Linked DNA regions of Homo sapiens: region 1 is linked to region 2. Evidence: chromatin loops called from intact Hi-C (ENCODE). Cell type or tissue: mammary epithelial cell. All regions are shown on one strand.

Region 1 (8,000 bases), 83 kb before region 2:
AAAACTACAATGAGATATCATCTCACCTAAGTTAAAATGGCTTATATCCAAAGATAGGCAATAACAAATGCTGGCAAGGACGTGGAGAAAAGGCAACCCTTGTACACTGTTGGTAGGAATGTAAATTAGTACAATCACCGTGGAGAACAGTTTGGAGTTTCCTCAAAAAACTAAAAATAGAGCTACGATATGATCCAGCAATCCCACTGCTAGGTATATACCCAAAAGAAAGGAGATCAGTATATTGAAAAGATGTCTGCATTTCTACGTTTGTTGCAGCACTGTTTACAATACCTAAAATTTGAAAGCAACCTAAGCATCCATCAACAAATGAATGGATAAAGAAAATGTACATATACACAATGGAGTACTATTCAGCCGTAAAAAAGAATAATATCCTGTCATTTGCAACAACACGGATGGAACTGGAGGTCATTATGTTAAGTGAAATAAGCCAGGCACAGAAAGACAAACTTTTGCCTGTTCTCACTTATCTGTGGGATTTAAAAATAAAAACAATTGAACTCATGGAGATAGTAGAATGATGGTTACCAGAGACTGAAAAGGATAGTTTGGCAGTGGGGGTGAGGGGTAAGTGGGGATGGTTAATGGGTACAAAAATATAATTAGATAGAAGGAATAAAATTTAGTATTTGATAGCATGACAGAGTGACTACTATCAACAATAATTTATTGTACATTTAAAAATAACTAAAAGACTATAATTGGACTGTTTGAAACACAAAGAAGAATAAATGCTTGAGATGATGGATATCCTATTTACCCGGATGTGATTATTATGCATTGTATGTCTATATCAAAATATTTCATGTACACTATAACTATATAGATGTACGATGTACTCACAAAAATTTAAAACAAAACAAACAAATAAACATGAATTCAGTTTATTAGAATTCCCAAACATGAATAGAAGATCTAAGATAACTCTTTTTGCCATCCTGAGGAATTTGGTAAGGTTTTCTGGTAGATTTTCTACATAGAAAAAAATACGCTTTGAAGGAAAACAAGAGCCTTTATGACTTTAATAGAACAACCCTTTCCCAGAGTCTCTCAGAGGCTAACATAATCCTGTACACACAGATTAACCTGTGCCTATATTCCTGAAAAGACTGCAGTAAAGGCAAATTCAGGCCTCATTATAGGGTCATTTTACATTTCAAACTGCAGTTTTCTTTTTCTTTTTTTTTTTTTTGAGATGGAGTTTTGCTCTTGTTGCCCAGACTGGAGTGCAATGGTGCGATCTCGGCTCACCTCAACCTCTGCCTCCCGGGTTCAAGCAATTCTCCTGCCTCAACCTCCCAAGTAGCTGGGATTACAGCACGTGCCACCACGCCTGGCTAATATTGTATTTTTTAGTAGAGATGGGATTTCTCCATGTTGGTCAGGCTTGTCTCGAACTCTTGACCTCAGGTGATTCGCCCGCCTCTGCCTCCCAAAGCACTGGGATTACAGGCATGAGCCACCATGCCTGGCCTGCAGTTTTCTTTATAATCGAAAAGTCCATCTTTACAAACTAGCAGTAAGGCTCAAAAAACAACAACAACAACAACAATACCACACACATACACACCCCAAAATTATTGCTTAACAACAAACATCCTGATATCTACAGTTATTTTTCTTCCCTTTACTTAAAATTCTATTTTCTGACCAGTTGAAGAGTCCTCCTGTCCTAACTTGGTTCATTAAAAATATCAGTTTCTTTCCATGGCCTCCAAAATTTTTTTTTAATTTGAAAAATTTTTACCTCATTTCTGAAAGGACTGTCTCCTGAAAACATTCCCACTTCTGAGTGCTTCCTATTTTAGGAGAACAAAAGTTCCAGCTTTCAGTATCCTTAGAGCACACCACTCTCTGCCTCAGATGGACCCAAATTCTCACAAAAACAAAAGAGAGACATGGGATGAGACAACGAATTCTCACTTGGCCTCACTGCCAGACTTGTATACAATCCTCTCTGATGTCTTCTAGATCTTGGGCAGCTTGAACACTTTCTTTATTGTATATATTTAAGATGTACAGCACAATGTTTTGATATACACACATACAATAAAGTGATTACTATAGTCAAGTAAACTAACATATCTATCCTCTCACATACTTACTTTTGTGTGTGTGGTAAAAGCACCTAAAAATCTCTCTTAGCAAATTTCCAGTTTGTAATATTTTTAGCTGTCTTCCTCACGTTATTCATTAGATCTCTACACCAATTCATCCTATATAACTGCAACTTTGTCCCCTTTAACCTACATCTGCCCATTTCCCCCATCCTCCCACCCCAATCGCCATTATACTCTCCATTTCTATTTATTCAGTGTTTGAAAAGATTTCGTATATAAGTGAGATCATGCAGTATTTTTCTTCCTGTGGTCTGGTTTCCTCAAATGTCTTCAACACAAACTGTATATTTGCTAAATAATGCTTTGTGGTCCTGAGTCAAATATTATTAAAACTTGATATGTTGGGAATTCCAAGCCAAGAGGAGAAATACTTCTAGACCTCTCCACAAGCTGGTATGTCTTCAAATGGAATAAAAAATGTAAGTAAAAACTTATTTGAGGTCTATATGGAATGTATGATTTTCTTTGGAAAATAATCATTCAGACAATTACTTATGAAGAAATCTCTTCAATGCCATCTTTGCTAGTAACTGCTGGGCTATTTTCCATTCCCACCTCCAATATTAACATACCATGACATACAATTCTATAGAGCCAAAAAGATATTCAAAAGACCCCAAATAAAAGAACTTGAAAGTCAAAAGGGGACCAATTCTTACAGAATATTTTGATAATAAATGTAATTCCAGACACACAGACTCTTTAGGGACTTAAAGTCCTAAATCTCTAAGATTATAAATGAGAAAACTGCAACCTGAGATATTATGCCAATTGTCTAAAGTTTTTAGTGGCAAGAACCACTTATTTATTTCAACAAACATTTACTGAACATCTACTCTATAGCTGGCAAAAGAAGACATTTTGGAATAAAGAAATGCAAGACACAGTTCCTGCCCCCACCTCCGGTTGTTTACAGTCCACTGGGGATACCTACCTAGTGAGCAGAGACACAGAGTGATAGGCTCTTTGATAAAGGCAGTCACAAGGTGAGGCCCCAAACTCACAGAGCAAGAAACCAGAACAAACTTTCTGGAAGGGGTTTGTCCTGAGCTGAGTCTTGATGAAGGTGAAGGAGCTGCTTAGGAAAGAAAGAGATCAAGAGAAAAGGGCCTGGCTCTCTAGGTCTTTCCGCATTCACATTAGACTAGTCCGCTCTTAAAATGTTTTGGTTTTGAGTTTGGTTTTGTCCGTGAATTATTTTATCTCTAGGTCAGAACATAGTGTTAAAGGAGTGAAAGCCACACCAGACACCTTAAAATGTCTCACACTAACCACAAGGGGGAGTAGGTTAAAGATGGCTGAATTCAGGTAACTCACTCATCACCATCACTAAAATCCACCAGTAAGTAGCCTAGTGTTGCGGGGCATGGGCCGAACCTCCCTATAAAGGCAGCTTTGCTTACTGAGTTATTCATTTTATCAATCTGTGTACTTTTCAACAATCACTTTAACATGTAGGCAGAAAATAAGAAATATTCAGTAAAAATATGTAAAACAAATTTATTAATTCAAGTATTTATTGAGTTCCTATTATTTGCCATGTAGATATTACAATAATATTCTAATCATATATATAAGCCTTTGTAAAGAGGTTTACGGCTTTAATTTTTTCCTCATTTACTCATTTGTTGCTCTAAGCCTGAATTTGGAGGTGTTCAAAGACTAGAAAGACAGGCATAGACAAGGGTATGTCGATGTATAGAGAATGGGAGAAGGAGGGAGAAGGAATGGTTTGAAAGTATCTTCAGAACAGGCTGCATAAGTGACAAAAGTTTTCAAAAGTGGGGTTTGTGGATACCTTAAATTTGTGTGTAGTGCCACAGTTTGTAGAGTTGGGAAAAAAAAAAAAGAGTTGGAGGATGATGGTCAGAACTCACCATTTATTCATTCATGGTAGATGTGGGTTCTTCCCTTTCCTCTAGGCTCTAAACAATTGGTTATCTTTGGGACCACTGAAAGAAAGATCACATTTCTGATCAAAATTTAGGATACATGGTCTGCCACATATAAGTGTTTTTATAAGGAAAATGGGATAAACATTTAAAAGCAGGATTGTCACTTTTTTGTCCCTTTTCAACGTTAAAGATGTCAAAATAAGAACATCTTGGTGAGTCCTCTGGTGAGATCTCTCTCTCTCTCTCTCTCTCTCTCTTTCTCTCTCTCTCTCTCTTTCTCTTTTCCCCTCTTGGCTCCCAGGACTAAGAAAAGGATAGATCAAAGGGACAGTAAATACAGCCTATGCCTGGAAGACTTAATATCATAGCTGTTTTGTTGGGGATGGAATCTGGAGGTTGCAATAGAGTGAAAGGAAAAATGATCTAGGAGTTAAGACACAGGTAAAATTCTGGCTTTGCTGCTAAATATCTGGATGTGTTGGGCAAGTCATTTAGTCAACCTAGGCCTCAATTTCTCTATCTGTAGGAAATAATGATGGCTGAAATTTGTTAAACATGTATTATGAATCTATCAACAGTTCTTAGAGGCTTATTTGGAGGGGGATGAATAGATCAGTGGTTTTCAAACTTAACTTTATGCAAGGGAATCCTTTCGTAAAATGAAGTCTTGTATGGCTCCCCAATGCATAGCACAGATAAAAGTAGTATACCTCTTTCATAAGTTACTGTGTATGGCATTTCCTCATGAGACATTTGAAGATTATCATGATCTGTGATTTCTACCACATCAAGCCTTGATCTGTAACACATTTGAGTAGTAAGCCTTTTTTAACTTAGTTTTTCAAATAATAAAATAAATGTAATGAAATGCGTGTGGATCCCTAGAACACAGTTTAAAAGCCACTGAATGAGTTTATCTCTGAGGTCTCTTCTGAATCTGATGTTCTCCCCATCTGAGCCTGGCTCAGATGGCAAAAACTCCTGCCAAGAACACATACACACCCGTCACTTTTCTCCCCCATGAAGGAAGATGCCTCTTATATTTCCCAGCAGAAATCAATGCCTAATATTAAAAACATGTCAGTGTGACTAGTTCTAATTCAGTCTCTCCTTCAACAAGTTTTGGGGACAAAGGTATTGCTACATCTGTGACAGTTGTAACTGCTTTGGGATTCTACTTGGACTCACAGTGTGTATATCTGAATATTCCCAGAAGTATCTAGTCAAGCTCAATAAAATTTTGAATGTCAGCAGAACTGAAATCCAGTATATAAGAAACCTGAACTAATATCACATAGTGAATTTCAACAATGCTGCTTGGATGGTAAGAGAGGTTCTCATCACTCTTTACCTGTGTGACCCTGGCCACTTTTCATTTGGGACCTTGTTTCTTGAACTAGAGATCAACATTATTTCCTTTCCAGCTGAAGTATTCTTTGTTCTCTAGTTAGTTAACATCCTTCTGTGATCAGCTGTACTACCTGCATCTCCACCACTTCTCATTTACCAGCTGGGCTGTTTTCACGGACATACATTCGGTACAGATTTTCCACTGTGTAATTCTGGTGATTCTACATATGAATTAAATGTTTTATGTTTGCACTTAAAACTGGAATTGCATGATATGAGATGAATGGTAAAATTTACATTTTAATTTTTAAGCTCAGAACAACATTAAATAGCAAATAAAAGACATAAAATATTTATGTATGAATTTAACAAAATATCTATAAGATCTCATGGGTACAAGAAGAAAACTACAAAACTCTAATGAAAGAAATCAAAGTAGATCACTAATAAATGAAGAGATATTCCATGTTCATGGATAAGAAGACTCAGTGTTGTTAAAATATCAGTTCTTCCCAAGTTGATCTACAGATTCAATGCAATTTCAATAAAGTAGTCCAGAAAGTTACTTTGTGGTGACCAACAAACTGATTCTGAAGTTTACATAGGGAGGCAAAAGACCCAGAATAACCAACAAAATATTGAAGAAGAATAAAGTCAGAGGATTGACACTATACTTCTTCAAGAGTTACTACAAACTGCAGTAAGCAAGACAATGTGGTATTGGTGAAGGAATAGACAAATAGAGCACAGGAACAGAATAGAGAATCTGGAAAAAGACCTACACAGTATTGTCAACTGATCTTTGACAAAGCTAAGTTAATTCACTGGGGAAAGGATAATATTTTCAATAAATGATACTGGAACAATTAATCATCCACATGCAAAAAATGAATATAGAATCTAACCTTATACTACACAAAAATTAACTTAGAATGGATGACAAACCTAAATGTAAAACTATAAAACTTCTAGAAGACAACATTGATGTTGGATTTCATTACAATAAAACATGTCTGCTCTGTGAAAAATTTCATTAAGATGATGAAAAGATAAGGCACAGACTGAGAAAAAATATTTGCAAAGGACATATCTGAGGAAGGACTGTTACCCAGGATATACAAAGAACTCTTAAAACTCAACAACAAAAAACAAACAATCTAATTAGAAAGAGAGCAAAAGATCTGAACAGACACCTCTGCAAAGACGATATACAGCTGGCAAGTAAGCATATGAAAAAATGTTCCACATCATATGCTGTTACAAATTTGCAGATTAAAACAAAAATGAGATACCACCACATACCTATTAGAATGGCTAAAATCAAAATGAGTTAAAAACTTATGCCCACACACAAAAGAACTGCACATGAATGTTTACAGCAAATTTATTCACAGTTGTCAAAAATTGGAAGTAACCAAGATGTCTTTTGGTAGATGAATGAATAAACTGTGGCATATCCATACAATGAAATTTGGCAATAAAAATAAGCTATCAAGCCATAAAAAATCATGGAAGAGAAAGCTTAAATTCATATTGCTAAGTAAAAGAAGCTAGTCTGAAAAAGCTACATATTATGTAATTCCAACTATATGACACCTGAAAAGGCAAAACTATAGAGACAATTAAAAGATCAGTGGTTTCCAGGGATTGGGGGAAATAGTGGGGAAAGGATGCAAAAGCAAAGCACAAGGAATCTTCTTTTTTTTTCAACTTTTTTTTTTTTTTTTGAGTCAGGGTCTCCCTCTGTCACCCAGGCTGCAGTGCAGTGGTGCAATCTTGACTTACTGCAACCTCCACCTCCTGGGCTCAAGTGATCCTCCCAACTCAGCCTCAGTGGTAGCTGGGACTACAGGTGTGCCCACCATGCCCAGCTAAGGTTTTTGTACTTTTTTGTTGAGACGAGGTTTTGCCAGTGTTACCCAGGCTAGTCTCAAATTCCTGGACTCAAGTAATCCACCCTCTCAGCCTCCCAAAGTGGCAGGATTACAAGCGTGAGCCAACACGCCCAGCTCCAACTTTTATTTTAGACTCAGGAGGTACATGTGCAAGTTTGTTACCTGGTTATATTGCATGATGCTGAAGTTGGGTGTACAAATGATCCTGTCACCCAGATACAGAATAGTACCCAACTGTTAGTTTTTCAACCCCTCCTCAACTCTCTAATAGTCCCCAGTGTCTATTGTTGCCACCTTTATGTCCATGAGTTCTCGATGTTTTGCTCTCACTTATAAGTGAGAACATGTGGTATTCGGTTTTCTGTTCCTGCATTAATTTGCTTAGGATGATGGCCTCCAGCTCCATCCATGTTGCTGCAAAGACCACAGTTTTGTTCCTTTCTTTCTTTTTCTTTTTTTTTTTTTTCTTTGGAGACAGAGTCTCACTCTTGTCACCCAGGCTGGAGTGCAATGGCACGATCTCCGCTCACTGAAACCTCTGCCTCCCAGGTTCAAGTGATTTTCCTGCCTCAGCCTCCTGAATCGCTGGGATTACAGGCACCTGCCACCATGCCCAGCTAATTTTTTTTTTTTTTTGTATTTTTAGTTGAGATGGGGTTTCACCACGTTGGCCAGGCAATTTTGTTCTATTTCATGAGTGTGTAGTATTCCATGGT
Region 2 (8,000 bases):
TGCAAAAGGAATCACAATAACTTTATAGTGTAAAACTTTATAGTGTAAAACCTGGGCAAAAAAATTTTGACCAAGTTATCAAAATTAACATTACCAGTAATGAGACATAACAATACCATATGATTTTCAATACAATGGACTGAGAACACATAACATCATTTCTATGGTATTCATGCCAAAAATGCATAACTAAATTTAATCATGAGGAATATTAGATAAACTAAACCCAGGTTGATGAACATTCTACAAAATAACTGGATAGTAGTCTTCATTAGCGTGAAGGTCATGAAAAACAAAGAAGAGTTGAGATATTGATTAAAGGAGACTAACAAGACATGACAACTAAAAGCAAGGTATGATCCTGGACCAGAAAATGTACACTAATCAGACAACAAGGAACATCTGTATAAAGTCAGTTGATTAATTAAAAGCGTATCAATCTTAATGTCCTGATTTTATTTATTTATTTAGAGACAGAGTCTCACTTTGTCACCCAGGGTGGAGTGCAGTGGCCTGATGACGGCTCACAGCAAACTCGATCTCCCAGGCTCAAGTGATCCTCCCACCTCAACCCCCTCCTCCAGTAGCTGAGACTACAGGCACACACCACCATGCTCAACTAACTTTTTAATTTTTTGTAGAGATGGGGTCTTCCTATGTTGCTTGGGCTGATCTCTTAACTCCTGGCCTCAAGTGTTCCTCCCACTTTGGCCTCCTAACGTGCTGAGATTACAGGTGTGAGCCACCGGGCCCAGTCAATGTCTTGATTTTAAAAATTATACTGTGGTTATATAGCATGTTAACATTTGAGGAAGCTGGGTAAAGAGTATATAAGAATTTCTTGCATTATTCCTGAAATTTTTTCATAAATCTGAAATCATTTCAAAGTGAAAACCAAAAAAAATTATTATGTCTGAATATGTAATAATATATAATAAATATGTCTTGGCCGAGTGCAGTGGTTCCTGCCTGTAATCCGAGCACTTTGGGAGACCGAGGCAGGCAGATCACCTGAGGTCAGAGTTCAAGACCAGCCTGGCCAACATGGCAAAACCCATCTCTACTAAAAATGCAAAACTTAGCCAGGCATGGTGGCGCACACCTGTAATCCCAGCTACTTGGGAGGCTGAGGCATGAGAATTGCTGAACCCAGGAGGTGGAGGTTGTAGTGAGATTGCACCACTGCACTGCAGCCTGGATGACAGAGTGAGACTCTGTCTCAAAAAATATATATACATGATCAGTGAAAAATATGAGTGATACAATCACATCAGAAGCTCACTAGTCTCTAACGTGGGTAGCTACTGTAAAGAACTACCGTAGTTTTCTATACGGCCTCCATCTTTCCTTGTCTCTAATTCTACCATGCCCTCCTTGTGATCCAACACCAGCTGTCTGTCTAAAACATATATCTGATTCTGTCAATCTCCTCATTAAAATCTGTCAATGGCTTCTCATATCTTAGGATAAATTGATCTTCCCTAGCAGGGAATCCTCATATGAATCCTTAGCCATAACTACATGGAATTGAACACATTCCCTAAGGCACACCATGGGTCTCCCACCTCTGGGTCTTTGCATATTTTATTCTGTCTTTTTTGCCTGGAAAAGTCCTGATTTTTCTTAGAGACTAATCGCTAATGTCTATTTGTGAAGCTTTTCTGTACCCCTTCTCTCTCCAAATAGAGTGCGTTATTATATATCTGTTGTCTCCTACAGCACTTGTAGGGATTTCCCTCGCAGCGTTTGTTGTACTGTGTTGTAAGTAGGTACTTATACACCTGGGTCTTGTTTTGGTTTGTTTGGTTTTGATTTTTTTTTCCCTGAGTACTGTTAGGTTCTAGAAGGCAAATTCTTAAGCTATATTCATTCCCAGTACCTGGCACAGGAACAGACAAATGGTAGGTCTATTAGTTGTTTGTTGCTATGTTAACAAAATACCCCAAATATTAGCAGCTTAAAGCAACCAACATTAACTGTGTCATACAGTTTCTGAGAGTCAGGAATCTAGGAGCAGCTTTGATGAGTGGGTTCTCAGGGTCTTTCACAAGGCTCAATTCAAGGTGCCAGCCAAGGCTGCATCATCCAAAGACTTGGCTGAGGCTGCTGAATCTGCTTCTAAGCTGGTTTACTCACAGAACTGTTGACAAAAAGCATTGGATTCTCTTTGGCTGTTGGCAGAGGCCCTCAGTTCCACATGGCCCTGTCTATAGGTCACTGAATGTCTTCATGAGATGGCAGCTGGCTTCCTCCAGAGGAAGTGATCCAAGAGAGAACAAGGCAGAAGCCACAGTTTCTCCAATCATCTATCTCAGAAGTGACATACCATCACTCTGCCGTATGCTATTGGACCCACAGAACACCACTGACAAATGTCCAAGGGCACTTACCCAGCATGCATACCAGGAAGGAGGGAGTCATCAGGGGCCATCTTGGAGGCTGACTACCACAGTCGGCACTCATTCAACATCTGAATGAGCGAATGAAGTGATCTCCTCAGGACCACATCCCAAAGCACTTGTCAGTGAAGAACCAAAGTGAACTCATTTATCTTACAGAAGTCTTGGGTATAAAAATCCATCCCGGCCGGGCGCGGTGGCTCACGCCTGTAATCCCAGCACTTTGGGAGGCCGAGGCGGGTGGATCATGAGGTCAGGAGATCGAGACCATCCTGGCTAACAAGGTGAAACCCCGTCTCTACTAAAAATACGAAAAATTAGCCGGGCGCGGTGGTGGGCGCCTGTAGTCCCAGCTACTCGGGAGGCTGAGGCAGGAGAATGGCGTGAACCCGGGAAGCGGAGCTTGCAGTGAGCCGAGATTGCGCCACTGCAGTCCGCAGTCCGGCCTGGGCGACAGAGCGAGACTCCGTCTCAAAAAAAAAAAAAAAAAAAAAAAAATCCATCCCCAGTCACTGATTAGGACCACAAACAGCACATGAGAGAAGTTCCCATACCTTATTTACTGACTCTCTGAATAGAAGGACCTTGCAATTTTTCAGCAATATAAACTCAGAGCAGGGAAGATGGGATGATTCACCCGAGGTCACTGAGAAGATCAGATGACCCAGGAGGTCATCTGATTAGGATCCAGGTCTTAATCAGGAGTAGACTCCCTGCCCATTGAGAGTTATTGGAGTGAATTTTAGAGGAGCACACCTTTTGGGGGCTGTTGAGTTGCTTATAATGCTGAGTCTACTTCTATCTTCATTAAAGGGAGATGCATGGGTCCAGGGAATGGCCAACTCATAGCACATCAATATGTTAAGCTTTTCCCCTTTCTAATTTTAAGATGAGACACATTTCCACTACTTCCTATTCTCTGCTATAAAAGCAAACAAATAACTGACCATCCCGTCATATTTTTATAAAATATTCTATATTACTTAATAGCTATTTACCCTCAAGGAGGATTCATGGCCTCATCCCTTATTCTTGTCTTTTTGTCTCACACTAGTTCCCTGTATGGGCTGTCCTTTCCTTAACTTCTAATATCAACCTCTTGTTGTTCTACCAGTTCTGTTAGTTCCAGCCAAGTCTCTCCTCCTTCAAGAAGATTCCCTGATCATTTGCTTCAGGGGATTTGTTTCCTTATTAGAACAACCCTATTTTACCATTTGTTTCACTCTTAGGACATTTGACTTTTTTTTTTTTCTTTTTTTTGAGACGGAGTTTCCCTCTTGTTGCCCAGGCTGGAGTGCAATGGTGTGATCTCGGCTCACTGCAACCTCTGCCTCTCGGGTTCAAGCGATTCTCCTGCCTCAGTCTCCCAAGTAGCTGAGATTACAGGCATGTGCCACCACACCCAGCTAATTTTACATATTTTTTTTAGTAGAGACAGGGTTTCTCCATGTTGGTCAGGCTGGTCTCGAACTCCTGACCTCAGGTGATCTGCCCACCTTGGCCTCCCAAAGTGCTGGGATTACAAGCATGAGCCACTGCACCTGGCCTTGACTTCACTTTTTAAGTATTTAGGTACATGCTGGATGTGTCATACATATTTTTATTCTCTGTGTCCCCAGGAATAAATGAATACATTTGATTTCCTTTAATAGAATAAGAATTTAAATAAACCACAGAGGCTCTTTATACTTAAAAACTCTGGGGTAAATTTTCTTGCAATATTCAAACTGTTTTTCAGTCTTTGTTTGTTTTGCTTTTTATTGTGATTTCCGATTTTTAAAATTATTATATTTTTGAAGGCAGGATGCCCATACTGTGAAATTAACAGGTTACATATGTGCAGTATTGATACACTTCCCCTTTAACAAAATTTAATTCACTAATCACATGCATTTCTAAAGCCCTTTGAAAATGTGTGTCATGCTTATGGGTGGCCACATTCCAGAGGGCTGAATATGTGCTAGAAAAGGAGAGGAGGCTTGGGGGTGGGGAGAAAACCCTTACAAGGCAAGAGAACTGAGCATGTGCAAGACTCCTTACTAAACGAAGGAGGGCAGAGGAGTGCCGTTTTGGAAATATCAAGGGGAATGAAAAGAGAAAGAGAATTGACGGGAGAGAGAGGAATCTGCCCACACTCAGGGGATCATCCAGAATTCACAGATGAACAGGGTGCACTCAAGGAAGACTGCCCCTCCATCAGAGCACCACCCCTCAGTGACTGCTGACGTGTAAGACACTTCCAGCATCTTTTTACCAGGCCCCACCCTTGGGGATGCCCAGACCAAGATATCACTCTTTGCACTAAGTGACTCCTGAGATACCAGCCCTTTACCTGACTTACATTCTGTCATCCTGCATCAGAATTGTTTCGAATTTTTAGAGGTATTGTGTTATAATGGTGTTCAATGAAGTTGGAAGAATTCTGGCTCTGCTGCTTAGAAACTGGCAAGTTACCTGATTTCTTGGGACCTCCATTCTCTCATCTGTAAATTAGGACTAATAATACCTACAATGCAGGATATTTGTTAGGATTACACATTAGTTGGTACTCAATAAATGGCAGCTATTGAAAAGCAGTGTAGTATGGTGGTTAAAAGCATGGAGTCTGGATCTAGACAGAGGTTGAATCCTTGCTTTGTTACCTACTGTCTGTGTGACTGATTTTCTATGTGTCTCATTTTCCTAATCTATCAAGTGGGGATAATAATGGCACAGTTTCTATCTCGTAGAGTTGATGAAGAGATATGATGGTTATAATTCAGAGTCTGTCAGATAAAAAGCATTTAGTAGATGGAAGTAGCAGTGGTAGTATCAACAGCAGGAGTAGTAATAATTGTTGTTGTTATTATTATTACAAAATATACAGTGCAAGGCAACAGTTAAGACTGTGTGCTGTGGTGCTGAACCACTTGGATTCACATCCTGGTTCTACTCCTTTCCAGTTTTGTGATCTCACAGTCTCCATTCCCTCATCCTTAACCTGGGAATAATAATAGTATTGCCTTCATAGGATTTAATGAATTAATATATGTAAATTACTTCGAACCTGATAATAAACAATAAATAGTAAACAATAAATTTTAGCCAGAACAGTGATGGTAAACAATAAATAGTAAACAATAAAGGTTAGCCATTATATTCCCAAATTTCAATCAGCTATTGCTCCAGGATTTAGGCATTTCTGTGGGTAGTTTTAAAGTTTGATATCTTATACAATTAAATCAAATGTATGTATTATGTGGTGATTAACCTGTATACCAGTTCCCTGGGAAATAAACGGGCTTTCAGCCATAAAAGGTTTTCAGCTGGGTCCCCGCTGACCATCTCTTCAGTTTCTATGTGTATAGCAGATGGTGGACTGCATTTTTTTAAAGTATTGCTTCTAAAGGGAAGACTATAAAGTTCTTAGAAAAATAAAATGCTCTAATTACAAGAGAATGCCATTGTCTCGGCTGTCTCACCCCACATCTTAATGACCGATACTGTGGAATATGACACAAAGGGAAGAGATCTCATAATTAGGCACATTGGAGAATCTCCTCGTGTGCTACAGACTGTGATTTCCAGTGACACACCAAAAGCCAGCCACTATAAATCCCTTTTTACTTTTCTCTCTGGCTGTACTGCAGTAACAGCACAAGTCGTTCGTTCAGATACCGGAAAGGCTTACAGTCCAGGAAACTTTTTTTTCTTGTCTCCAGCCAATAATCTTGTAGCATGGTGATGTCACCCCACAGTTATGCAATATGACTTAACTGTTGGATAGGTGACAGGAATTCCACGGACACCAAGATCACAATGAAATTGCTTAGCTGCTAAATTAGTCATATTGTACATTAGAGATAAGTCACTTTTAAAAAAGCTGTGATTAACTGCCAGTTCAAATAGTACTATTCTTTGGGTAGGGAAGTCAGGACCCCATCACTCATAGTTTAAATGATCCCATCCAGTTATTCCAGCATCTGAGTAATACAAACAAGGTAGTTATCAAACTTCACAATATCACAGGCCACTTGAAAAGGGACCCAGTGTGAAAAGGAAACACTTTCTATCCTCTATATTTAGGAGGAATTTTGTACAAAATTTCCTGATTGTCTTCCAAAATTAGTAATTTTAATCTCTTGATGACTTTCCTAATCGAAATAGGATGAGAGTAGGATCCTGTTCCTCAATGATGACAAGGATTGTTTAGTATTGTTTTCTTTTTCTCACACAAACTGGGCTCTGTCCTACAAGTCAACTACACTGTGAAAGGGGACTTTTTACTGACCACAAGCCATGATGAGGTAGATGTCACTTATTCTACAATATCGATTGTTAGAATAATCCTTAAATCTTCCCATTTTTAACACATGTGTTAGAAAAACTTAGAAAACACTGAAAAGTACAAAAATAAGCAAAGCCCCCACAGTCCCATCCTTCCCAAAACAACCATAACTAAAACTTGGTTGTAATTTCTTCTAGCCTCAACAAAGATTGAATAAATACAACAGCCTAACAAACTTCTTGCCTGGCAGTGTGCTGAGTGCTGGGCATAGAAAGATAAATAAGACTTCATCACTGCCCCTCAGGAAGTACACAGCTTACTGTAATGGGGTATGTAAACACAAAAAAGGCATTTAGCCCAGGCTGCAGAGAACGGAATGTGGGGTGGAGAAGATGCAAGGGATTATCAGAGCAGATTAGAGAAATCCTAGAGTGGGACTATTCAAAGTTTTGTCCACTAGGTGACTGCAGATTTTACAAGCAACCAATAGAAACTGAGAGTCCTCATTTAAAATTTTCAGAGCAATTTGACAGAGTAACTGTAATTCTGTTGAATCTAATAATTTTTAAAATTGGGTTTGTCTTTTATATTTTTTATCTCATTTTTGTTGTATTTATTTTTATTGTATTTTCAAAAATATCAGTCCACAATGGATTGGAGATTTAAAAATATATAAAACTCTATTCTCATGATGAAGAGTTTGAAAACCACTATACTCAGAGATTCAATAGCTTAGCCAAGTGTAGGGTGACCAACCATCCGGTTTGTGCTAAAACTGGGAAAGTTACAAGCAAATCAGGTGAATTGGCCACCTTAAAAGTGTTTATTTCTAAGAAATAATTATCTTCATGAGTGAATAGATGAGATGAAGGGGAAGCAATCATCATCAAAGAAATAATAGAAGAAAAATTCTCTCAACTGAAAAGAGGTCAGTCATTAGGTCAAAAGGGTTCACTAACGGGCAGCCAAGATTAAAAAGAGTGCTGCAGCTAGCTGTACTTTCTAAATTTCAAGGGCCAAGACAAAAATCCTATATGATTACACAAATTGAGATGAACAAAATAATCAGGTGGTGAAACAGTATTTTCATTTCTAGTGAAATGAAATTTCTAACGAAAATGCTACATTTCTTTAACAAAAAAGATGCTTGCTTTCACTTTCTAAATTGAGAGAAAAGAAATAAGGAAGAATCGTCCTTTATATACAAATGTAACAATGAGGGTAATAAAAGGAAAACAGAAAACAATACCAGGGAAGAGTAACATGAGAAGATGCTAATATTAAGAATTAACATAATTTTTTTGATTTGGCTTCAAATTTGGCTCTCAGCTTCC

Evidence for each region. Hi-C counts contacts between places; a loop is a spot of excess contacts. Peaks named below come from ENCODE experiments on the same cell type or tissue, not always from the same donor. Only the 100,000 strongest peaks of a DNase experiment are listed, where the experiment ranks them.
Region 1: a loop joins it to region 2, with 10 times the contacts of the local background. A loop is called at or near these places in 6 of 110 quality-filtered maps.

Annotation. Positions count from the first base shown.
Region 1 is chr3:150,283,323-150,291,322 of GRCh38, forward strand. The region is part of intron 2 of LINC01214 (long intergenic non-protein coding RNA 1214); the gene reads right to left. Among named protein-coding and RNA genes, the nearest start is that of LINC01214, 36 kb to the right of the region's middle. In mammary epithelial cell, a CTCF peak has its summit at 3,413 (motif pointing right); a DNase peak (open chromatin) is centred at 3,419.
Region 2 is chr3:150,365,869-150,373,868 of GRCh38, forward strand. No RefSeq gene overlaps it. Among named protein-coding and RNA genes, the nearest start is that of TSC22D2, 38 kb to the right of the region's middle. RefSeq lists enhancers at 4,167-5,035, 5,994-6,288. In mammary epithelial cell, CTCF peaks have their summits at 4,439 and 7,132 (motif pointing right); DNase peaks (open chromatin) are centred at 4,393 and 6,123; H3K4me3 peaks cover 1,681 bases; H3K27ac peaks cover 3,322 bases.